Linked DNA regions of Homo sapiens: region 1 is linked to region 2. A link is a loop called in an ENCODE intact Hi-C map of the cell type or tissue named here. Cell type or tissue: OCI-LY7. All regions are shown on one strand. Links, peaks and the distances in the headings refer to the core of each region. The heading gives the core; the rest is flanking DNA.

Evidence for each region. A loop is a pair of places that touch in the nucleus more often than their neighbours do. Peaks named below come from ENCODE experiments on the same cell type or tissue, not always from the same donor. Only the 100,000 strongest peaks of a DNase experiment are listed, where the experiment ranks them.
Region 1: it touches region 2 in a loop (4-fold over the local background); 2 of 110 quality-filtered maps call a loop at or near these places.

What each region holds. Positions count from the first base shown.
Region 1 is chr20:37,607,023-37,622,734 of GRCh38, reverse strand. It overlaps LINC00489 (long intergenic non-protein coding RNA 489), which reads left to right. Exons shown (of 3, transcript NR_047461.1): 2 at 535-644; 3 at 3,296-3,437. Among named protein-coding and RNA genes, the nearest start is that of LINC00489, 8.2 kb to the left of the region's middle. In OCI-LY7, for the core only: CTCF peaks have their summits at 6,501 and 6,700; a DNase peak (open chromatin) is centred at 6,704.
Region 2 is chr20:37,989,584-37,997,583 of GRCh38, reverse strand. TTI1 (TELO2 interacting protein 1) reads left to right here. Exons shown (of 8, transcript NM_001303457.2): 6 at 631-835; 7 at 1,122-1,209. Among named protein-coding and RNA genes, the nearest start is that of TTI1, 40 kb to the left of the region's middle. RefSeq lists an enhancer at 6,920-6,999. In OCI-LY7, for the core only: CTCF peaks have their summits at 4,262 and 4,464 (motif pointing right); DNase peaks (open chromatin) are centred at 4,433 and 6,863.

The DNA of each region.
Region 1 (15,712 bases), core at 3,013-11,012, 380 kb after region 2:
TCCCAGGCCTCCAGGCCCCCTTTCTGCCCTCAGAAGTCCATTTGTCACCCTAGCCATGGCCCCCAAGAAGGGGTGGGAAGAAAGGCCACCAGCATTTCCTGAGCACGCACACCAAGCACCGTGCTACGTGCTCTGCAAGCCCATGTTCCTGAATGCACATGTCTTCCCAACCTCTCCTGCCATGCCTCTCTCCCCCTTGCCTGGCACTCTCTGGCTGGACTGCTAACACCAACATTCAAAGCTCCCTGTGTGCTTCGCACCTCAGGACCTTTGCTCATGCTGTGCTCTCTGACCGACACATTCCCCTCTCTCTTCACCCCCTCCAAGGCAAACTCCTTCACATCTCCTCTGAAATACCTTCCCTGGCCACCCTGTCTCAGTATCTTTTTATTCTTCACCACGGAAGCTCTTGTTTGTTGTCTTCATAGCTCTTATCACTGTCTGCAGTGGTGCATTCATGTATATGTTTGATTCATATCTCTCTCTAAAGACTGTAAGTACCATAAGGGAACATATCTCTCGGACCTTGTGCAGGGCCTTCCACACTGTAGACACATAGTAAATATTTATCAGAAGGAAGGAAGAGAAAGAGAGGGAGGGAAGAAGGAAGAAATGGAAGGAGAGAGGGAAGGAGAGATGATGAGGTAAGAGTTCTTCATGCCCATTTTACAGATGAAAAGAGGTTCAAATGCATGAAGTCCCTTATCCATAGGCCCACAGTCACACCATTAGGAAGCTGCAATGTAAACTCAAGCCTAAGAGACCCCTCTCTACTCTCCCCTCTATTCGCCCCTCTAGACCACGAATTATAAAAAATGATCTTAACCATACAAAACATAGTCAATCAGCCGGGTGCGGTGGCTCTCGCCTGTAATTTCAACACTTTGGGAGGCCAAGGTGGGTGGATCACAAGGTCAGGAGTTCGAGACCAGCCTGACCAACATGGTGAAACCCCGTCTCTACTAAAAATGCAAAAATTAGCCGGGCATGATGGTGCACGCCTGTAATCCCAGCTACTCAGGAGGCTGAGGCAGGAGAATCATTTGAACCCAGGAGGCGGAGGTTGCAGTGAGCCAAGATCATGCCACTGCACTCCAGCCTGGGTGATAGACCATCTCAAAAACAAAACAAAACAAACAAACAAACAAACAAAAAATATATATAGAGAGAGAGAAAGTCAATCAGGCCAGCCACAGTGGCTCATGCCTGTAATCCCAGCACTTTGGGGGGCTGAAGGAGAAGGGAGTCCAGGAGTTTGAGAGCAGCCTGGGCAACATAGTGAGACCTCATCTGTACAAAAAAAATTTTTTTAATTAGCCAGCCATGGTGGCATGCACCTGTAGTACCAGCTACTCAGGACGCTGAGGTGGGAGGATAGCTTGAGCCTGGAAGGGAAAGGTTGCAATGAGTCTGCCTGGGTGACAGACTATATCTAAGAACAAGAAAATAGAGTTAATCACATAACAAATGCTCATCTTCCCAGCACACAGCTTAAGCACTAAAACATTATGAGGAACTCTGAGGGCTCCTGATCTCCCCTCCTGGACCTCATTCCTCCTTCCCTGCCTCCACAGAAGTGGCCATCACCCAAAATGGGCTGTTCGTCATTTTCTGTGACCCTCGGCATGCCCCATGCTTATTCTCACCTCAGTACCTTTGTTCATGCTGCCTGGTACACCCTCCCTTCCCTTCCTTAAATCCTACCCATCATTCAAGACCCAGCTCCAGTCCCACCTCCTCCATGACACCTTCTCTGATTGATCCAGCCTGAGATCATTTCTCCTGGACAGTTCATTCTCATCTGCGCATTGAGATAAGTAAAAGTTAGGCTTGTTCAAATGCTTGTCGCTGATAAGTTGAGGCTGAAGTCACTGCCTTAGTCTGAACTCTGATCTGCACAACCAACAGCTTGCTCAAATGTTCCTTGTGGACATTTTGCAGCAAGTCTCAAACAAAATGCCCCATCAGCCCTCAAAGCCTGTTGCTCTCCCTGTTTTCTGGGCTCTTGGGGATCAGCCCCACTATCCACCCTCCTACTAAGTCCAAAGCCTGACTCCTCAACACACCCTCCCCACCAGTCAAGATACCATTCATCCCACTCATCCCAGCACTTCTGTCTCCTACTTCCTCTCTATCACCATGTCCGATGCCCTAGTCCAGCTGCCATCCTCTCTCTCCTACAAGACAAAAACCACCTCTGTGGTCTCCCCGCTTCCACTCTCGCACTCTTACAATCCATTTTCCAGACATCAGCCAAATAATCTTTTAAGAATACAAACGTTATGTTAAGTGAAATAAGCCAGAAACAGAAAATTAAACACCATGTGTTATCACTCATATGTGGAAGCTAAAAAATGCTAATCTCATAGAAGTAAAAATTAGAACACAGGCTAGCAGAGGCTGGGCAGGGTTAAGGGAGTGGGGATAGGGAGAGTTTTGTTAAAGGATACAAAATTACAGCTAGATACCAGGAACAAGTTCTAGTGTTCTATACCAGTGTAGGATGACTAGGGTTAACAATAATGTATTAGTTTCAAATAACTGCAAGAAGGATATTGAATGTTCCCAACACAAAGAAATGATAAATATTTGAGATGACAGATATGCTAATTACTCTGATCTGATTGCTATACATTATATGTATCAAAACATCACTAATGCCCCATAAATATGCACAATTACTATGTGTCAGTTTAAAAAAATTGTTTAAAGAATACAAACCAGATCATGTTGCACCTGATTAAACCCCTATGCTGGCTTTCTAGTGCTCTTAGAAAGAAACTAAACTCCTTATCATGGCCTACGAGGTCCTGCATGTTCTGGGCTCTGCTCATCCTTTGGCCTTATTTATTGATTTATTTTTGTAGAGACAGGGTCTCGCTGTGTTGCTCAGGCTAGTCTCAAACTCCTGGCCTCACACAATCCTCCTGTCTTGGCCTCCCAAGTAGCTGGGAGTACAGACGTGAACCACTGCACCCAACACATGGCCTCATCTTCACCACTCCTCCTTGCCCTGCTCACATGTGCCCTGAACCCCCAACCCCCCACACCCAGTAGACCTTGGCCACCTATGTCCCCTGCCTAGACCACTCTCTCTGGCTCTTTGCCTAGTTATCTCCTACCACCTCCACCACTAGGTCTCCACTCAAAAGTTATCTTCTCAGGTCAATGCAAGTCAAACTCCCATTATTATGTGCTAAAAGCCCAAGGGACCTCTTCTGTAAGGCACTTATCATTGTTGAAATTTGACATTTCTTTGTGTGATTCTTGGATTAATGTCTATCTTTTTCTCTAGGATGTGAGTCCCAAGACGGCAGGGACTGTGTGTTGTTCACTGCTATATCCTAAGATCTCCATCCAGCAGCCAGTAGCAGGCTCAAAACTATTTGTTAAATCAATGAATGAATAGAACTGCAGTAAATATGTGTGCAGAGGCACACTGCGTGAGGATCACAAGATTATGGAGGGGCAATTGGCAGGAATGGGGTGCTGATTAGATGGGGAGGGAGAGCTGGCTCCCATTACCCTCAATGTTTGCTCAGCTTCCTATATGCAAACAATACCCCAACCATGATGACCATGACCATGGCTCCCCTACATCCATGGTCTCCAGCCAGGCTGCTGCCTTCTTGGTCCTGCTGCCTCCTCAGTCCCTGGTAATTCTGGCACCTCCAAGAGAGGGGAAGGAAAGGGAAAGGAGAAAGGGAGAGGAGAGGGGAGAAGAGGATAAGAGGAATAAGAAAAAGAAGAGGAAGAATCTTCCATTTTCTCTCTTTTTTATTATTTTGAGATGGGGTCTCACTCTGTTGTCCAGGCTGGAGTGCAGTGACACAATCTCGGCTCACTGCAACCTCCAACTCCTGGGCTCAAGTGATCCTCCTACCTCAGCATCCTGAGTAGCTGGGAGTACAGACACGCACCGCCATACCTGCTAATTTTTGTATTTTCTGTAGAGATGGGGTTTCACCATGTCATCCATGCTGGTCTCAAACTCCTGGACTCAAGTGATCTGCCTGCATTAGCCTCCATTCTCTCTTGAGCCCACTCCAATCAGGCTTAATCCCCTACCACCCCTCAAAAACTGACTTGGCCGAAATCCCCAATGACCTCCAGGCTGCTCACCCGATGGTGACTCCTCTGTTTTCATCTTACTGGCCCCTAAAGCAGCAATAGATACAATTGATCATGTTCTTCTGGAAACACTTTCTCCACATGCCTTTGCCTGGTGCTCCTCCCACCTCACCAGCAGCTTCTTCTCTGTACCCTTCCTTGGCTACCCCTTAACTTCCCACCTGTTCAGTCTGGGGCCCCAGGACTCAGTCCTTGGTCCTCCTCTCCTCTTCATCTACTTTCACTGCTTTGGTGATATTATCTAATCTATGACTTCAAATATTAATGTCAGGCCGGGTGCAGTGGCTCATGCCTGTAATCCCAACACTTTGGGAGGCTGAGGAGGGTGGATCACTTGAGGCCAGGAGTTCAAGACCAGCTGGCCAATATGGTGAAGCCACATCTCTACTAAAAATATAAAAAATTAGCTGAGCGTGGTGGCATGTGCTTGTAATCCCAGCTACTTGGGAGGCTGAGGCAGGCAAATCGCTTGAACCCAGGAGGCGGAGGTTGCAGTGAGCCGAGATCGTGCCACTGCACTCTAGCCTGGGTGACACAGCGCAACTCTGTCTCAAAAAAAAATTTTTAAATTAAAAAATAATATATTAATATCATCTGTGCCCTGATGTGTCCTAAATCATAGCCCCACCCAGAGCCCCTCCTGCAGACCTCTAGATCTGTCCTAGCAGATCCCAGCGACCCATGGCATCCCTAGGCTTGATGTTTCCCTCCAGTCTTCGCCTCCATCTTCACATGGTGTTAATGTCTTCACAGCATCTTCCCTCTGTGTATTTCTCTATGCTCAAATTTCCCTCTTCTTATAAGGACACCAGTCATTGGATTAGGACCCACCCTAATCCAGTCTGACCTCATGTTAACTTTATTATATCTGCAAAAACCTTCACAGGTTCTGGGTAAACACAAATTTTGGAGGGACACTATTTAACCTGTACAGCATCCCATCTCACATCTCCCTGTGGAATGCCTCATAACATTTCAAACTTAAAATACCCAAACCTGAACCCCTGATTTTCCCCTTTCTTCCCCACTAATCCACTCATCCTTACCCTTCTTTATCTCAGTAAATGACTCCTTCATCCTTCCAGCCATTCAGGCCCAAAACCTCAGAGTCAGCTTTGACCCCTCTTTCTTTCACACTCCACGTTTAATCCAACAGGAAGCATTGCTTGTTCTACCTGTAAAATGTGTCTAGAACCTGACTTCTTCTCACAACCACCCTGCTCCAAATCTCCATCATCTCTTACCTGGGTCATTTGTAACGACCTCTTCATGGGGCCTCTAGCTTCCACCATAACACCCCTCAGACTGTCTACCACACACTGGCCAGAGAGATCCACTTGAAATCCAAGTCAGACCATGTCACTCCTCTGCTCAAGACCCTCCCATGTTAGTTTGTCAGATAAAATACAAGATGCCCAGTTAAATTTGAAGTTCAGATAAACAGCACATAATTTTTATTATAAGCATATCCCATGCGACATTGGGGACATACTTAGACGAAAATTTTTTTGTGTGCTTTATCTGAAATTCAAATTTAACTGGGCACCCTTTTATGGATTTTTTTTTTTTTTTGAGATTAGGTCTCACATCATTGCCCAGGCTGGAGTGCAGTGGTGCAATCAAGACTCACTGCAGCCTCAACTTCCCAGGCTCAGGTGATTCTCTCATCGCAGCCTCCTGAGTAGCTGGGACTACAGGCACATGCGACCACATTCATATTTTTTGTAGGGGTGGAGTTTTGCCATGTTGCTAAGGCTGATCTTGAACTCCTGGGCTCAGGCAATCTGCCCACCTCAGCCTCCCAAAGATCTGCAATTACAGGCATGAGCCACCTCGCCTAGTCGTCATCCTGTATTTTTATTTGGCAAATTCAACACTCATACTCCTGTGGCTCCCATCTCATGCAGAGAAATACCCAGAGTTCTTACAATGGCCTACTTCATGTCTTTCTGCTTTCCTCCTTTCTAACCCAGCAGCAGCCATGCTGGCCTCCTTCCAAACCTGAAATATACCAAGCTTACACCTACCGCAGGACCTTTGCCTGGCATGCACATCCCCTGAATAGTCATATGACTTCCTCCTCACTTCTTTCTGGCCTTTGCTCAAATGCCCCTCCCTAAGGCTTTTTCTGACTACTCCATGTACCCATTCCCCCTGGGTCCCTTTCAATATCTTTTTCTGCTTTATTTTTCTCCACAGCCCTTGTCATCTTCTAATATACCATATATTTTACTCATTTCTCTTCTTTATTATCTATCCCTTGATTAGAATGCCATAGGGCAGGGATTTCCATCTGTCTTGCTCACTGCTGTCTATGCAGACCCTACAGCAGTAACTGCCTTACAAGAGGAGCTCAACAAATACTTGTTGAATGAATAGCTTTCAGTTTCTTCATCTTTAACGTGGAAATACCTCTGTAATCATGGAGAGGTATTATGAGGATCTTGTGAGTTAATAAAAGTAAGGCGGTGCTTATTAAATGCTCCCTTCTAAACTAGGTTCCCTGCCAACTCATAGATTTGATAGGTGTATAGTTATGTCTACCCTGAGTCGTCTACCTTTGAAGTTGCTGCTGTCCTCCTAGCGGCAACTGCTGGAATTACAGACATAGTGCCCAGGGAATTACCAACCTGTTACTAGGGACCAAGCCTAGCAAATCCCCTTTAAAGGCTGGCACACATAAGCCCAGGACACCTGAACAGAACTCCCAGGAACAGAGCAGCCACCAACTGTCTCAAGGACCCCTCCCATATACCCAGGCCCACAACTGCCTGCTGCAGGCTTCCATATTTCCCAGAACCTGCCTCTGTTCACTCCTGAGTCTGGCTTTCAATTCCGTCTCACTGTCTGCCTTTGCCTTCATTATCCTCCACCTGCCATGGAGGGGTTAGTTAAAGTGTCAGGAGCGATGTCATTTACAGCCTCCTGTTGCTAAGCAACAGACCCAGGTGAGCCCCTGAACTTTTTTCTCAGCAGCTGAAATGTATCTAGTGGAGTGATGGGGGCCCTGGCTGAACTAGTTCATCACTTGGGACAAGCTGCCAGCCTGGTGGCCCTGTCCCTCTTGGGACCCAGACAGGACTGATCCAGGGCTCTGGGCTCCACTGTTTTCAGATTTCCCTAATTAATCAGTGCTGCCCGGAGCCTCCTGGGTGTCCAGCCCCAGGGAGCACATTCAGGGTGGAGATAATCAGAACTGGGCCTCCCTGTCTCAGTGTGGAGAAAGATTCCCAAACAGGTCATTATAATCTGGGATGGGGTGTCACATGAGGGAGACAGACTTGCTCTGCTTGCCAGGGAAGCTCCCCAGAGTTTCAAAGGATGAACGGGAGTTAATCTGGGAGTTGGCCTGGGACAATTGAGGGGAAAGGGCTTTCCAGGTGGGGACACAGGACGTGAAAATATCTGGAAGCAGGAAAAGCCCTGGCTCCTCCTTTCAGCAAGGGCTCCTACCTTGGAATGGTGGGAACAGTGGAGGGGTCTAGACTCTAGCGCCCACCCTGTGGCTAACTCTCTCTGTGACTTCAGTTCTGTCCTTGTTCCTCTCTGGATCTGAGTTTACAATGGGATGCAGGGAGCAGGGATAGGATGAAATCAATGTTTAACGAAGTACAACATGCATGCTGCTGGGGATATGCCCTAGGTTTGGAGGCATTCCGGGATCCAACTTTTTTGTTTGAATACTTTGAATTTACTTTAAGTAGTGCTAGAAAGAAATATATAAGTAGGCCAGGAGTGGCGGCTCATGCCTGTAATACCAGCACTTTGGGAGGCTGAGGCAAGCAGATCACTTGAAGTCAGGAGTTCAAGACCAGCCTGGCCAAAATGGAGAAACCATGTCTGTACTAAAAATACAAAAATTAGCCAGGCATGGTGGCACACGCCTGTAGTCCCAGCTAGTCGGCAGGCTGAGGCAGGAGAATCACTTGGACCTGGGAGGTGGAGGTTGCAGTGAGCCAAGATCACACCACTGCACTCCAGCCTGGGCAATAGAGCAAGACTCCATCTCAAAAAAAAAAAAAAAAAAAAAAATATATATATATATATATATATATAAACTAGTACATCATAACAAGTAATGTTTCATATTCCTTTAAAATACTTTAAGTTATTTTAAAGAAATATATTAAGTAACTAATAGTACAGGTGGTAGCTAAGGGGTGATCTGGGAATGCCCAAGATTCCAGACACACTAAAATCAGTCTGTGAAGGCTCTTTCTGCTCTGCTAGCCATACAAGGACTAACGCTACCCACTGCTCTTTGTCACTTAGCCACAGCGCCTGGGGCACCCCAGGCAAGATTATCGCCTTCATTTCACTGATGGGTCACTGAGGCCCAGGGGAGTCACTCAGCAAGTTTGTGGCTTGGGGAGCTGGGCTTTGAGCCTGTGCTCATTCCCCTTGCCACACAGACATCACTCACTTGTCTCCCCCAACCCCTACTCCCAGCATGGGTGTAAACTGAATTTTCACTGAAAGCATCCAGGAGCATATCTGCAAGGTCAGCCATGCTGGAGACAGTCTACCATGAAACTTTGGGCAAGGGGCTTCCCTCTCTGGGCCTTGGTTTTGCCATCTGTACAGTGGGAGAGTGCCCAGTGAGATTGGGTGAGAATCAGGGTTTTCTCCAGCTATGTGTTCTTGGAGTCAGAGTTTCTGAGAGCCCCTGAATGTCCAAGAAGCTGGAGGGACAGACAGGTGGAGGAGGAGGCAGAAACAGCCTCTCAGGCTTCTTGTTGTACAAATTGCTCCAAACTTCAAAGGGCCCAAAGGCCCGGAAAGTTTCTTCTCAGCATTGTCTTGGGCAAGATTCCTCCATCTTTCTGAGAGATCTGGCTTTGTTCAGGCCTGATTTATGGGATCTTCTGAGAATACTGCTTCCTCCCTGCTGCCCAGTATAGGTGCCTGACTGAGAGGATAGCTGTATTAGTCCGTTTTCACATTGCTGTAAAGAAATACCTGAGACTGGGTAATTTATAAAGAAAGAAAGTTTAATTGGCTGACAGTTCTGAAAGCTGTACAGGAAGCATGATGCTGGCATCTGCTCGGCTTCTGGGAAACCTCAGGAAACTTACAATCATGGCAGAAGGCAAAGTGGAAGCAGGCATCTTTACATGGTGGGAGGAGAAGCAAAAGAGTGAGGGGAGAGGTACTACACACTTCTAAACAACCAGATCTCAAGAGAACTCACTCACTATCACAAGGACAGTACCAAGGGGGATGGCGCTCAACCATTCATGAGAAATATGCCCCCATGATCCAGTCACCTCCCACCAGGCCCCACCTCCAACATTGGGGATTACAGTTCACTATGAGATTTGGGAAGGGACACACATCCAAACGACATCCGTAACCAACCATCAGATTGGCCTAGGACAAACAGCTTCCTGGGATGTAAGACTTTAAGTTTGTTTTTCTGTTTGTTTGTTTGTTTGCTGAGATGGGGTCTCATTCTGTCACCCAGGCTGGAGTGCTGTAGTGAGATCTTGGCTCACTGCACCCTTGACCTCCCAGGCTCAAGTGATCCTCCCACCTCAGCCTCCTGAGTGGCTGGGACTACAGGCATGCACCATCATACCCAGCTAATATTTTAATAATTTGCAGAGATGAGGTGTCAGTATGTTGCCCAGGCTGGTCTTGAACTCCCGGACACAGGTGATCCTCCTGCCTCAGCCTTCCAAAGTGCTGGGGTTACACGCACGAGCTACCACAACCAGCCAAGAGTTTAAGTTTTAAAACTGGGATGATCCCAGCCAAACTGGGATGATCCCAGCCTAACTGGGATGAGTTATGGCCTACCACCTCATGCAAGGCCTTGCTAAGAGAGTTACTCTCATCTCCTCCTGGAGTCCTCACAACAACCCAGAAGGTAGGGCTCATTGTCCCATTCTCCAGATGAAAAAAGCAGAGGCTCAGATGAGAAATGACTTGCCAGGGCCACAGCTGCCAAGTGGTGGAGCTGATTTTCAAATCCAGGTCTGGGGTTATGGGAGGTAAACGCACTTGATACAAAACCTTCGGTGGTCCAGGATTCTCAGCATTTGGATAGGATAGAATGGAAGCAGAGAGGAGGTGGGTGACTCTGACTCAGTATCAAGGCCCTTCTCTCTGGGGTTCTCTGTGTCAAAAATAATATTGTCCTTCTTTTCCATGAAGGTTTGAGACTTGGGTTATGGTGTCAGCCCCGCCCCTAACTTGTTGGGTAACCTTGAACAAATCACTTGCTTCTCTGGGCCTCAGTTTTTCCTAACTAGAAAATGAGAACATTATCTTGGATCCCCTTTAAGACTACATTGCTATAAAGGAGGCTTAGAGAGCAAGAGGTTGAATTGACTCTTTGCTTTACAGATGAGGGAAATTGAGGCCCAGAGAGAGAGGACTAAGTCTTGCATTTGCACTTGACTATGATACAGGAGAATGTGGTCAAAACTGAAAGAGAACCAGAGCCAACATGAAAAAAGATACAGAGAGGCAAAGAGATATACACAGAGAGAAGGAGGATGAGTGAGAGTCAACTGTTGACTTTGTTTGGTTTCTGGATCCAGCCATGCCTGAAGTCTACTTGGACTTCCTAATAATTAAGTCAATACATTTCTTCTTTTGCTTAAGCTAGCTTGAGTTGGGTTTCTGTCACTTACAATCCTAAGAATTTATATCAGTTTCTATGTCCTTCCATTGAGGGATCCAGGGATACGTGTATTAAGTAATTAATTAATTCATCCATTCAACAAACATTTATTAGCATGCAGTCTGTAGTAGATAATGCACGAAGGGCACAATGTGGATATAGCGATAAACAAGATACATTAGGGCCTCAAAGGACTCACAATCCAGTTGGGGAGGCAGATAGGAAAATAAATGAGTGCGATGGAGTGAGATAGAAGTCTGCAGAGAGAAAGAGAGACAGAGAAACCATGTATCAGAGAACGAGAGGGCGAGACACCCTTAGGGTGGCCAAACAGGCCAGCAAAGAGATGGAAACAGCGGTGTACCTCTCAGAAATGATGTAAAATGCGTGGGCGGCGGGGTGGGAAGAGGTGAGGGGGCAGAAAGAGGAGGAGAGATCTGTGGTTGGGGCCACAGTGGATTCAAAGGTGGATTAGCACCTGCTGTGTGTTTAGTCCTGGGTGGACCGGGGTATTTCCATAGTGAAGAAGACACGAGAGCAAGTTCTCCATGAGTAGGACATCCCAGGTTGGTAGGTGGTGCCCAAAGCCCACAAATAAGGGCACTGGGATATGATGGGGGCTGGGGAGAAGTCTGTCTGTTGAGATCCTAAGGGAGTGGTCAATTCTAACTGGGAAAAAGGATGTCAGTGAAATTTTCTTATGAATATCTATGTAAGGCCGGGTGCGATGGTTCATGCCTGTAATCCCAGCACTTTGGGAGGCCAAGGCGGGTGGATCGCATGAGGTCAGGAGTTCGAGACCAGCCTGGCCAACATGGCCAAACCCCATCTCTGCTAAAAATTTAAAAAAAAAATTGTATTGTAATCCCAGCTACTCTGGAGGCTGAAATAGGAGAATCACTTGAACCCGGGAGGCAGAGGTTGCAGTGAGCCAAGATCGTGCCACTGCACTCCAGCCTGGGCGACAGAGCAAGACTCTGTCTCCAAAAAACACAAAAATCTAGGTAAGCAGGGTCTTTTAAACAGAGGAGGGTGGGCAGAGATGGGTGGGGTTTGGGGCAAGATGGACAGGAACATGAAGCCATTGGCACAGCCAGTCATGTCTGGATGTCTGGGCAGCAGAGTGGCCCCAGGCAGGCAGACTGGGTGCAAATTCCACTCTGCTGTTGCTTCCTGTTGGTTTTCCTCAAAACAGATCCTGTGACAAGGATTTGGGTGCACATGGTTTATCTGGGAGGTGGTCCCAGCACGTTGAAAGAGTGGGGAGGTGAGACTGGGAAGAGAAAGAGGTCAATACGGGTGTGTTCGTGAGCAGGTAACTGGAGCTTATCCGGCTGAGGACTCAGAGAAAGGACGTGCAACATTGTCCCTGCGAGGGACGAGGAAGCGGGACTCCTCCCCATTGATTGAGGGCTGCTCCTGAGGTTTGAACTCCGTGACTTCTGGCCTGCCCCTGCTGGCTGAGCGACCTTCAGGAGGCCAAAGAATGCCCTCGGGTGAGGCATGTCCAAGAGCCGTCTACTGGTGACCCCCAGGAAAGATGAAAGAGGCAGCAGAGCACCAAAAGCAGCTGCCTCAGCTTCTTGCCGGCTGTGTACACTTAGCTTCTCTGTGCCTTGGTTTTCTTGCCTATAAAATGGGGCTGAAAATGGTACCCCACACACAGCAATCATGAGGATGTAAAATGCTTAGCACAGGGCCTGAGACATGGCTCCGAAAATGGCAGCTAGTTTGGTTTCTAGATAACTATGAGTAGCTCTGCATGGCTGGAATAGACAGTGCGGGTAGCAGGGGCAGCAAGAGTGGGCGGGGGTGGGAGCAGCAGTGTCACGGGGGGGCCTTGATTGTCAGCACAGGTAATGAGGTCTCAACCAGAGCATGGTTGACATGGTTTGGATTTGTGTCCCTGCCCAAATCACATTTTGAATTGGGAGAGGGGCCTGGTGGGAGGTGACCATATCATGGGGGCAGATTTCCCCTTTGCTGTTCTCGTGATAGTGAGTGAGTTCTCACAAGATGTGATGATTTAAAAATGTGTAGCACTGCCCTCTTCGCTCTTTCTCTCTCCAGCCACCATGTGAAGAAGGTCCTTGCTTCCCCTTCACCTTCCGCCGTGACTGTATGTTTCCTGAGGCCTCCCAGTCATGTCTCCTGTGAAGCCTGCAGAATGGTGAGTCAATTAAACCTCTTTTTCTCATAAATTACCCAGTCTCAGGTAGTTCTTTATAGCAGTGTGAAAACAGACTAATACAGTGGTTGAGGGATGCTAGGGAGGAGGACGAGTGAGGAGGGCTGCTGGGTGTGGGGCAGACAGAGACTAGGGGGTTCAGGATGGCTGCCATCTGGCCCACCAGGACATCCCTGAGTCTGGGTGTTCATTCACACAGTGTCTCCATGACTTCTCTGTACCAACCACTTTCCAGGGAGGTGGATCTCAGCCTGAAAAGAGCTCTTTGTGCAGGCAGGGAGATAATACTTGAGCAGAAATAATGATAAGTTGGGTAAAACCCATCAGAAAGCCATCAGAAGGAGGCACAGAGGGTGAAGGGAGCTCAAGGGGAGGGAAGCATCACTTCCAGATGGAGAGGTCAGGAGATGCTCTGGAGGACGGGTATTTAGGATCTTGGCCTTATGGGAAGGATGACAAGATAGGCAGGTGAAGTGAGGGTGAGGTCCAGCCTAAGCAAAGTCAGAGAGGTGGGAATGTACAGGAGGTGCTACAGGTGGGTCAGTGGCAGTGGGTCAGTGACTGCAGCCCCAAAACCCAGACCTCCCTGTGGAACTGTCTTTGGGATTAAAGTTATCTTGGCTTGTCCAGTTCAAGGCTATATTTGCGTGTAAAAGTTTGATGTGCATGGTGTAGGTGAAGCCATGGGGAAAACAGCTCATCCCCCTCCAAATGCCAACAATGTATATTAGCACAAGCCTATAGGAGTGTGTTGAGTTGGGTTCCCCAGAAGCAGACAAGGATATCTGTGCAGGTGGTGTATTAACAGAGCGCTCCAGGCCGGGCGCAGTGGCTCACGCCTGTAATCCCAGCACTTCAGGAGGCCAAGGCAGGTGGATCACGAGGTCAGGAGTTTGAGACCAGCCTGGCCAAGAAACCCCATCTCTACTAAAAAAAATACAAAAAATTAGCTGGGCGTGGTGGCAGGTGCCTGTAATTCCAGCTACTCAGGAGGCTGAGGCAGGAGAATCACTTGAACCTGGGAGGCGGAGGTTGCAGTGAGCCGAGATTGCCCCATTGCACTCCAGCCTGGACGACAAGAGTGAAACTCCATCTCAAAAAAAAAAAAGAGTGCTCCCAGTGAAGACTGGTGAGAAAGTGCGGGAGGCAGGACAGGAAAGGGAAGGAAGCCCAGTAAGATGCATTGGTTATTTATTGCTGCATAACAAATTAGCCCAGACTTAGCATCTGAAACAACAAGCAGTGATCATCTCAGTTTCTGTGGTCAGGAACCCAGGAGTGGCTTCACTGAATGGTTGTGTCTCAGGGTATCTTAGGAGTGGGCAGTCAAGGTGTTGGCTGGGGCTCAATCACCCCAAGGCTCAACTGGGAGGCCGGGCGTGGTGACTCACTCCCATAATCCCAGCACTTTGGGAGGCCAAAGCAGGCAGATCGCTTGAGATCAGGAGCTGAAGACCAGCCCGGCCAACATGGTAAAACCCCATCTCTACTAATAATACAAAAATTAGCCATGTGTGGTGGTGCATGCCTGTAATCCCTGCTACTCAGGAGGCTGAGGCACGAGGATCTCTTGAACCTGTGAGGTGGAGGTTGCAGTGAGCCAAGATTGTGCCACTGCCCTCCAGCCTGGGCAACAGAGCAAGACCCTGTCTCAAAAAATCAAAGGCTCAACCTGGGGAAGATCCACTTCTAAACTCACTCTTGTGAGTGTGGACAGGCCTCCAGTCCTCACTGGCTGTAGAGACATCAGTTCCCTGCCACTTCAGATGGCTGAAGTATCATGGCATATCATATAATATCCTATCATAGCCTATATCATATCATATCATGTCATATCATATCATATCATATCATATCATATCATATCATATCATATCATATCGTGGCAGCTTGATTGCCCTAGAGAGAGACAGCCCTGAAAGGGAGAGAGAGAAATAGAGGGCCACCCCAAGACAAAAGCCATAGTCTCTTTTTTTTCCTTTTTTTGAGATGGAGTCTTGCTCTTGTTGCCCAGGCTGGAGTGCAGTGGCACGATCTTGGCTCACTGCAAACTCCACCTCCTGGGTTTAAGCAATTCTCTGCCTCAGCCTCCCAAGTAGCTGGGATTACAGGTGCCCGCCACCACACCTGGCTAATTTTGTATTTTTAGTAGAGATGGGGTTTCACCATGTTGGCCAGGCTGGTCTTGAACTCCTGACCTCATGATCTGCCCACCTTGGCCTCCCAAAGTGCTGGGATTACAGGCATGAGCCACTGCGCCCAGCCCCCCATGGTCTTTTTATCACTTAATCTTGGAAGTGACATCACATCACAGCCTACACTCAAAGGGAAGGGATCACACAAGGGTGTGAGTGCCAGAAGGCAAGCCCCTTAGGGCCATCTTAGAGTGTACGCCTGCCCCAGTGAAACTTTCAGCAAAGTCCCAGCCTCAGCCACATCCCACAGGGAGCTCTGGAGTGTAAAACAGTCTCCAGGCAAGGAAACTGGGCTTTCACACTCCTGTCCCGGTCTGTTGTTGACTAAGTCCCCCAAGGTGGGGCTTAACAGCCAGGCATTTCAGGTTCGTTCCATGGACAAGGCAGCTCCAGTAGCTGAAGAACAGGCCTCCAACGAAGGTCACAGGCATGAACTCTTCTCTTACAACAACGCATGGCCAGGCACGGTGGCTCATACCTGTAATCCTAGCACTTTGGGAGGCTGAGGCAGGCAGATCACTTGAGGCCAGGGGTTCGAGACCACCCTAGCCATTATGGGGAAACCCCACC
Region 2 (8,000 bases), core at 1-8,000:
GTTCTGCTAGAGAAAGTTTAAAACAAGACATGCAAAGAAACTATCTGTTCTGAAAGATAGAATGAGGGTGATGTGCATAAGAGATTGTGCAGCTGAACAGAAGGAACACCGAGTCGGCTGCAACTTCAGGGACCCTGCCTTGGTTCAGCCCAGGGACCTCGGCCCAGTCACTAACCTCCTGATGCCTGCATGTGGCAGCAGCTGGACCATAGTATTTGTGTTTGCTCAGCTAGCTAGAGTTTAAAGCATACATATTTTCTCAAGGGATGTTAGGAAGATTCAAGAAATGATCTATGTGAACTGCTTTAAGCTCTTCTCTTTTTTTTTTTTTTAACAAAAATGGGAGGGAAATCAAGATATTAATCATATTATTCATCCAACCCAAGATTCCTTTGAATTATTCCCCATGTAATCTGTATTTATGGGTAGAAGCAGCCATGCCTTGGGAGCAGAGACCTCCAAATTCATAACTGTCAGAATCACAAACCATGGGCAAGGAATTAACAGCAGTAATTCTATTTTTTTTTTCCCCCAAGCAGAGACCTAGATGAAATCGAATTACCAAGCATTCTTTAGCTCTCTTGCTGCCTTGGCAATGTTCACTCACCAGGTTGGAGGCTGTTTCTGCAGGTTTTACGTACCCTGGGAAGCAAGTGTGGTGACTTTCTTCGCAGCCGGTTCTGCAAAGATGTCCTGCCAAAGCTGGCTGGCTCCCTAGTCACCCAGGCCCCCATCAGTGCCAGGGCTGGACCAGTTTACTCGCACACGCTGGCCTTCAAGTTGCAGCTGGCTGTCTTACAGGGCCTGGGCCCCCTCTGTGAGAGACTGGACCTAGGTGGGTACCAGGCAGTTCCACCTGAACACACACACTTAGCATCTGTCTCACCCCTGCCATCATGCCCTCTGCTCAGTCGTGCCCCCCTCCCCTCCCCTCTGTGTACCTCCTTCCGTCTTATTTTGGCCTCATTTGTCCATTTATCTTGATGTGTTCTTTGGCGGGATGGAGTAGAGAGCCCAGAGCATCTTGCCTAGCTGTTGCAGTTTCTCCAGACACAGTTGGTCACTGCTTGTCCCAAATGAAGTGTAAGGGCTGATGCTTGTTTTGTTTTTCTTTTCTGCAGGTGAGGGTGACCTGAATAAAGTGGCTGATGCCTGCTTGATTTACCTCAGTGTCAAACAGCCCGTGAAATTACAAGAGGCTGCCAGGAGGTACGTCTGCCTGATCACCCGCATCCCTTTACGTTTGTTCTAAATTACAGATGATTTGCTAATGGCAAGCAGAGTTGAGGCATCTCTGCTCTTTTCTCTGTCACCCTGCCAGGTTAAGATAATTCTTTAACTGTGCCAGCACTAGAGATGGTATTTTTACTAGATGTGTTTCTCTTTGCCAGTAACCTTTTCCTCTGCTGCAAAGTCAGCAACAATTCCAGAGGGTCAAGAAGCAGAAAGACGGTGTGCTAGAGAGGACTCAGCACCCTCCTGGTTGGAGGGGAATCTGCTTCTAGGCCTGGAGACCAGGTGCCTGGCACTTCTTCATGCCTTGGCTTCTTCAACAGCAAAGTGAAAGTGCTGGGTTCCTGATATGGCATATGTCGACTCCACGGCAGGTCTTAGATGGGCATCGGTGCCATGAACCCTCACAAGTGCAAAGCAAAATTGTTTGTGTGCAGGCAGGTGCACATGTGCCTTTTTCTAATAGGAACCATTCATAGGTTCTAATAGGAATCTGTGACCCGAAGAACCTTAAGAGTTGCCAGACTAATGGCTTAAAGGGCCTTTTCTGATTCTGAAACTAGATGATTCCAATTTCTAAGAGTTTGACCATGCTTATTTGAGAAAAGCTGTATCACCTCTAGGAGAAGAAGCTGTTGCTGGTTACTTTAGGACTAAGAGCTAAAACTCAGCACAACAGCATTCCCCAGACATGAGACCCCAAATCTACTCTGCCCCTCTTCTCCAAGCTTTCCTTCCAGGTGGGAGCAGCCTGCATCCTGGAACTGCCATCCCAGGGTAGGTCTGCTGCTGGGGCGAAAGCTGGGCCTGGCACTCTGTGCCGCTCTGAGCCCTGCAGCTCCTTCAGCCTCACCAGCTTCACGCCTGCAGCGGAATCCCTGCATCTTCCTAGCTTCTAGAGGCACATCTCTGATCCTCTTCAGTGGGGTGGGAGTTAGGAGTCAACTCATTCCCTGAGGAGTGGAAAGGCTGCTCTGACTGTGCAGTGAGGAGAGCCAGCTTGCTCCTTAGAAACCTTGCACTCCCTGGGAGTGATGGTAATATCTTCTTGAATTGATTTATTGTCCTTTGCTGTTTTTTGCTCTTGATTTCCCATTTCCTTTTTTCTTCCTGTCCCTTTCCCGTCACATCCCTTAGTCCCAGAATCAGTCATAGTTTCATGAGCACAGGGGCGCATCCTAAGCAGCTTCTGTCCCCAGGCATTTTTATTCCGTACAGAATCAATTTAGGGTGAAAATAGTCCTCCCTGGGCGGTGCCCCTGGAGCTGATTGTGCTGTGACTTAAAGTGCAACTCAAGAACATAATGAGTTTATCTTGAAGTAAATCCTTTTAGATGCCTATTACAACCAAGAGTTAAAGGTCTGATTTTCACATTCCCCATCCATTCTATTTTTCCTACACCCACTCCATCCCATCCTTCAAGTTTAGAACCATCAAATAAGCTAATATTCTCAATTCATTATCTTTTCATTTCTAGTTCTCTTTTTTGCTGCTGAAAGCAATTAAACCCGGAATTGGACCTTGCTGAATCTTGAGCTGGTGTTCAGGGAGCCTCAGGTGGAGGAACACGCAGCCCCACCACTTGACCGCAGCTCCCTTTGTTTGCTCCAGCACATTCCGTTCAAGTGTTGAGTCAGATGGCCTCCCTCCTGATGGGCAGGGAGGGGGAGGAAGAGCTAGGTGGATTGCTTCACACATGTCACTTGCAAACTTATCTTGAAGTTGGGAAAAAAAATCAGTCTTGATCCTTGATCAAGAGCTGATTTGGCATCTTGATGCTGAAATTAATAAGCTCTCTAAGTGGGAGAAGAAGCCTGAGACAATAGGAAACCTGGTCTCTCTGTGAGCCTCATTACCGCATGGAGAGAGGGGTGGGTGGGTGGGCCACTTAGTATGGAAAAGTCATACCTGGCAGCTGGGTGCGGTGGGTGGCTTACGCCTGTTATCCCAGCGCTTTGGGAGTCTGAGGCAGGCAGATCACGAGGTCAGGAGTTCAAGACCAGCCTGGCCAACATGATGAAACCCTGTCTCTACTAAAAATACAAAAAGTTAGCTGGGCATGGTGGCAGGAACCTGTAATTCCAGCTAATTGGGAAGCTGAGGCAGGAGCATCACTTGAACCTGGGAGGCGGATGTTGCAGTGAGCCAAGACCGCACCACTGTACTCCAGCCTAGGTGACAGAGTGCAGTCTGTCATACCTACTAGTACTGAGGAACCAAGTCCCCTGCATGAGATGGAGTCCCATCTCAGCACATGGCCCTGCCATCCATCCTGTTGTTTGTTCTTAATTCTTCTCTTTCCTTCACACCCTACATCCATGACCAAAAGTAAAGCCCGCCTACCTCACTTGGAAAATTGCTCTCAAAACGACACCTCCAAACCACTAGGCCAGGCCAGGCCACCATCATCTCCCACCAGAACAACAGACCTCACCACTGGTCCCACTTCCAGTCCTGCCCCTCTAGGTATTCTCCATACTGCAGTCAGAGTGACACACTTACACACACTTACCCTCATGGGAGAAGAGAAAGCTGTGTTCGTTGCAAGGGCCCAAGTGGGAACCTTGGCTTAGTATTCAGAAAAGCCAGAGGTAGTGAGTTTCCGACCCTAGGCAGATGACCAGCTTGCTTTGGAAGTGGCTCTCCTGTCTGCCAGAGGGCTGGTGAGGGAAGCTCTCAGGGCAGGAGGCTGCTCCCAGGCCTCCTGTCTTCTGGAAGGAGAGGGATGTGCACCAGCCCTGTAGAACAGCCATGTCTGTGGGCCCCTCTGGCAGGTGGGCTTAGGACCTCCAAGGGGCGCCTTCATCGAGTTGGGGTGGAGGCAGACTTAGCAGCCCCATGAGAGTTCATCTTTATGTGCATCATGCTTGGGTTTTTCCTTGCTCCCATTTGCTTTTCCTGGCTCCAAAGAATGACCAAACCAGTGTTTGCTTTTTTAATTTGCCATATTAAATATAGCCTTTGTGGCAGGCTTTTACATCCAGGCAGTAAACTCTAGAAATGGACATTGATCAGGGGGTGGTTGATGTAACCGAGGTTGTAAATGCTAAGAACGGAGATGCCATTCCAGTTTAATGCTTTTATCTAGCAAATGTGCCTTGTATGGAGGGGGCATAAATCTTCCAACTGGGGGAGGCATGGGGGAGGGGCAGGGGATGGTGGGGGCAGGATGTGACCTTGCTGTGTGTTACCACCAGGTGTCACTGTTAACTGGCAATGCAAAAAAAAAAAAAAAAAGCCAGCTCCCCCAAAGTCCCTCTAGTTAAGTAACTTCAATGGATAACAAATGTGCAAATCATATTTGTGGTGTGGGAGGAGGGCTTAGCATACCAGGAGCTAAAAATAAGACAGTGTCCCTGAGGGTAGGCGTTGGATTACAGACAACAGGTCAGATCAGCCACACCCCCATCTCAGCCAACTGCAGTGGCAAACTTTGCTGATTGAAATTCTCAGTCTCCAGGATGTCTCCCGGCATGCCCTGGGCCTTCACAGTTCTGTGCCTTTCTGTCCAGGTAGCTTTTGCCTCCTGTACGTGAAAGGAATTTGAAAAGAGAGCATACACCCCAAATTTCTGTTTGTCCTTCAAGTCCATACATGTACTTAGCCTAGTTGAACTCCATTAAAACCATACTCCTTGGGCCAATCTCTTAGCAGACTCTGAGACTCCCTGGCTTTTGCAGTGAGGTTTTATATCATCCAATGAGCCTTTTACCCTGGGCTAAAAGGAAACAAAACTAGACAATACTTTTCAAATTTTTGAAAAGATGAAGTCAGGCCGTGTGCTGTGGCTCACGCTTGTAATCCCAGCACTTTGGGAAGCTGAGGTGGGAGAATCACCTGGGCTCAGGAGCTCCAGGCCAGCCTGGGCAACATAGCGAAACCCTGTCTCTACTGAACATATAAAAATTAGCCAGGCGTGGTGGTGTGCACCTGTTGTCCCAGCTACTTGGGAAGCTGAGGCAGGAGGATCACCTGAGCCTTGGAAGGTTAAGGCCATAGTGAGCCGTGATCACACCACTGCACTCCAGCCTGGGCAACAGAGTGAGACCCTGTTTCAAAAAAAAAAGAAGAAGATGAAGTCAGTGCCCAACAAGTCTCATAATAGAAAAATAAAGCTTTTAGGATGCTTGGCCTCCACCCCCAGTCCTACTCCCACCTGCTAACCCCAGAGCCCAGATAGGGATGCAGGGTGCCAGCAGGTGGTGACCAGCTGGTGTACCTTCTGGCCACGCAAGTCCTGGATGCTGTTATTGCTGTAGCCCCTGATGGGGCGCTGGGGAGGTTGCCATTCCAGCTCCCTCTGCCTCGCCATTGTGTGTGAGAGAAAAAGTAGCAGTCTTGCTTTGGACAAACCGAGGTTCAGATCTTACTGGCCATGTGACCTTGAGCAAATGATTTAGCTTCATTTCATTTTCTTCCTCTGTAAACTGGGGGTGATGAAAACTCCATTCTCATAGGGTGCTTGTGGATGAATCACGTTAGTATGTCCAAGGAGTCTCCAGGTACTGTTCTAGGGACTGGAATTAGAGGGAACAAGATAGGGGCCTCTACCCTCTGCTTATGTTCTGAAGGTATATTTACATCTGTGTACACACCTATGTGGGGTACATGTATGTAAATTTCCCAAATATGTTATACATGATGTGTATGTTACTCATACACATAGACACTGGCCACAGAATTTCTAGTTGTAAGCCTGCTTCATCCTTACTAAAATCTGAACTGGGGATTTCACCTCAAAAGGATCTTTTTCATGTTAATTGTGCCACCACTGTTTGCAGAAGTCAGGACCGGGTTTGAAGGTTCATTTACAGACTGACTTCCCTGCTCTCTTTCTAGCAGTAGGATCCCATCCCATCAAAGAACCAGCTGGTGCCTTCAAACCCTGGACGAACACAGACCGGCACAGGCTCATTCATTTCATCCCTGTCAGAGCCCCAACTCCTCTCTTTACCCACACATGAGCCTATTATATTTGAACGGATGAGGAGCCACAGAGGTGATCCATTAGTTCAGCTGAGCTTGAAATTAGTAGCTCATCCCCTTAAATGGTGTGGGCAGTTTGGCTGAGCTTGGACTGCAAAGCTGTTCCCCCTTGGATTGCACCCAGCATGGAAATGAGGACACACCTAATATTTTTTCCTTTTGACACTTGATTAATAGTTGACAAATCCAAACCCAAGTAGTTAGCTTTCCTATTATCCATCTTTTGACAGGCATTGCTGGTTTTCTTTTTGAGTCCCATTGTTCTAAAAATACACTCAGATCTGGAGCTGTTCACTGTGCATATATAGGCCTGATTTCATGGTGTCAAAGATAAGAGACATCTGGCAGGCAGATTACAAACAAAGTGGGTTGCTGGGTTTCAGAACTGAAGGCAGGGACCTCTGGGCTACTTAAATCTACTTAAATTCAGTGCTGCCAATTCTGTCCCTTCTTCCTTGGTGTTGTCATGTCACTGATAACCTGCCAGGGTCAACCATCTTACCACCCGGTAGGAAAGCCAAGCGTGGGGTGTGTGTGCACAGTGCATGCCGTGCCAGGTTGGGAGCAGAATGTTCTCGATGACAGATCGAGCCTGGTCGCAGCACCGCCTGCACAAAGTGGGTTTTGGTCATCAGAGGCTGTGGTCGACCACAGGGTAGTCATTTCCTCATTCTGCAGGCTCTGTCATCCCTCTCGAACACCTCAGAGGCGTGGAAGTAAATGTTGTCTCAGTACTGAGTAAATAAAGTAGCCAGGGAGATGATCTCTATTTGTCTTATTGTATAGATGTATTTTAAAAGATTTTTATTGGGTCTCTTATGATGAGCCAAGTGCTGTGTTGAGAGTTGAAGATTTTCAGAGATAACTACCAAGGCCTCACATTGTTGTTCAATAACAAGATAACCTTGGCAAATTAATTCACTTCTCAAAGTCTCTGTTTTCTCATCTATAAGACCGAAAAAAGCATGTATGTTATTTTGCTTATTTCACCTACTACAATGACGACAAGGATTCAGTAAAGTCAGGTAGCACAAAATACCACCACAGAGTAAAAGTCACTAAATAGTAGTTGTGAATCATTATTTAAATTTCTTCTTATTCCGAAAATGACTTGGAACATCTTATAAATTGTTTGCAACAAAGAAAAAAGGAAGGAAGTGAAGAAATTTTTTAAATGGAAAAATAACAGCAAAAACAAGATGAGACCGAGTTGAGGTTAATATAGACAATACAGTTAGAGCCCTGCACCCTTGCTAGAGAGGAGCTTTCAGAGTGGCTCTGTGCTTCCTGACAGACAGCAAAGAGGAAAATGGTACAGGAAGTACCTGAATAAGAGTTTTTAAAAAGAAAAGGAAAGAAAGCTTTTCAGAAAGAAGCATGGCTTTCCTTATTACTGACGCTTGAGGAAAATTTCTCTGTGGGTCATCTTAAAAGAACACTGGGTACTGTTGTGACTAATATCCTCAACGTCCTTGCAGTAAATACAGAAGGACATTTCCTAGAGCTGTTTCTGAAGGCATCCGTGAGTGGAGGCTGCTGGCTTAGTGCCAGAGCACAGGTTACAGGAAAACAGTTCAGGCAGGAGGTGGGCAAGCCTACCTAGGCTGCTATGAAGATGTCTTTATCTTCAAGGGTACATACCTTCCAGGGAGGGGCAGGAAACAATGTGGCCCGAGAGTGCAGCCAGCTGGGGGAAAGGTCCGAGTCAGCCCTCATAGTGCTCAGCACAGAATGCCACTTTGAAATCTGTGCCCAATACACTGTCGTGGGATCTAGGCTT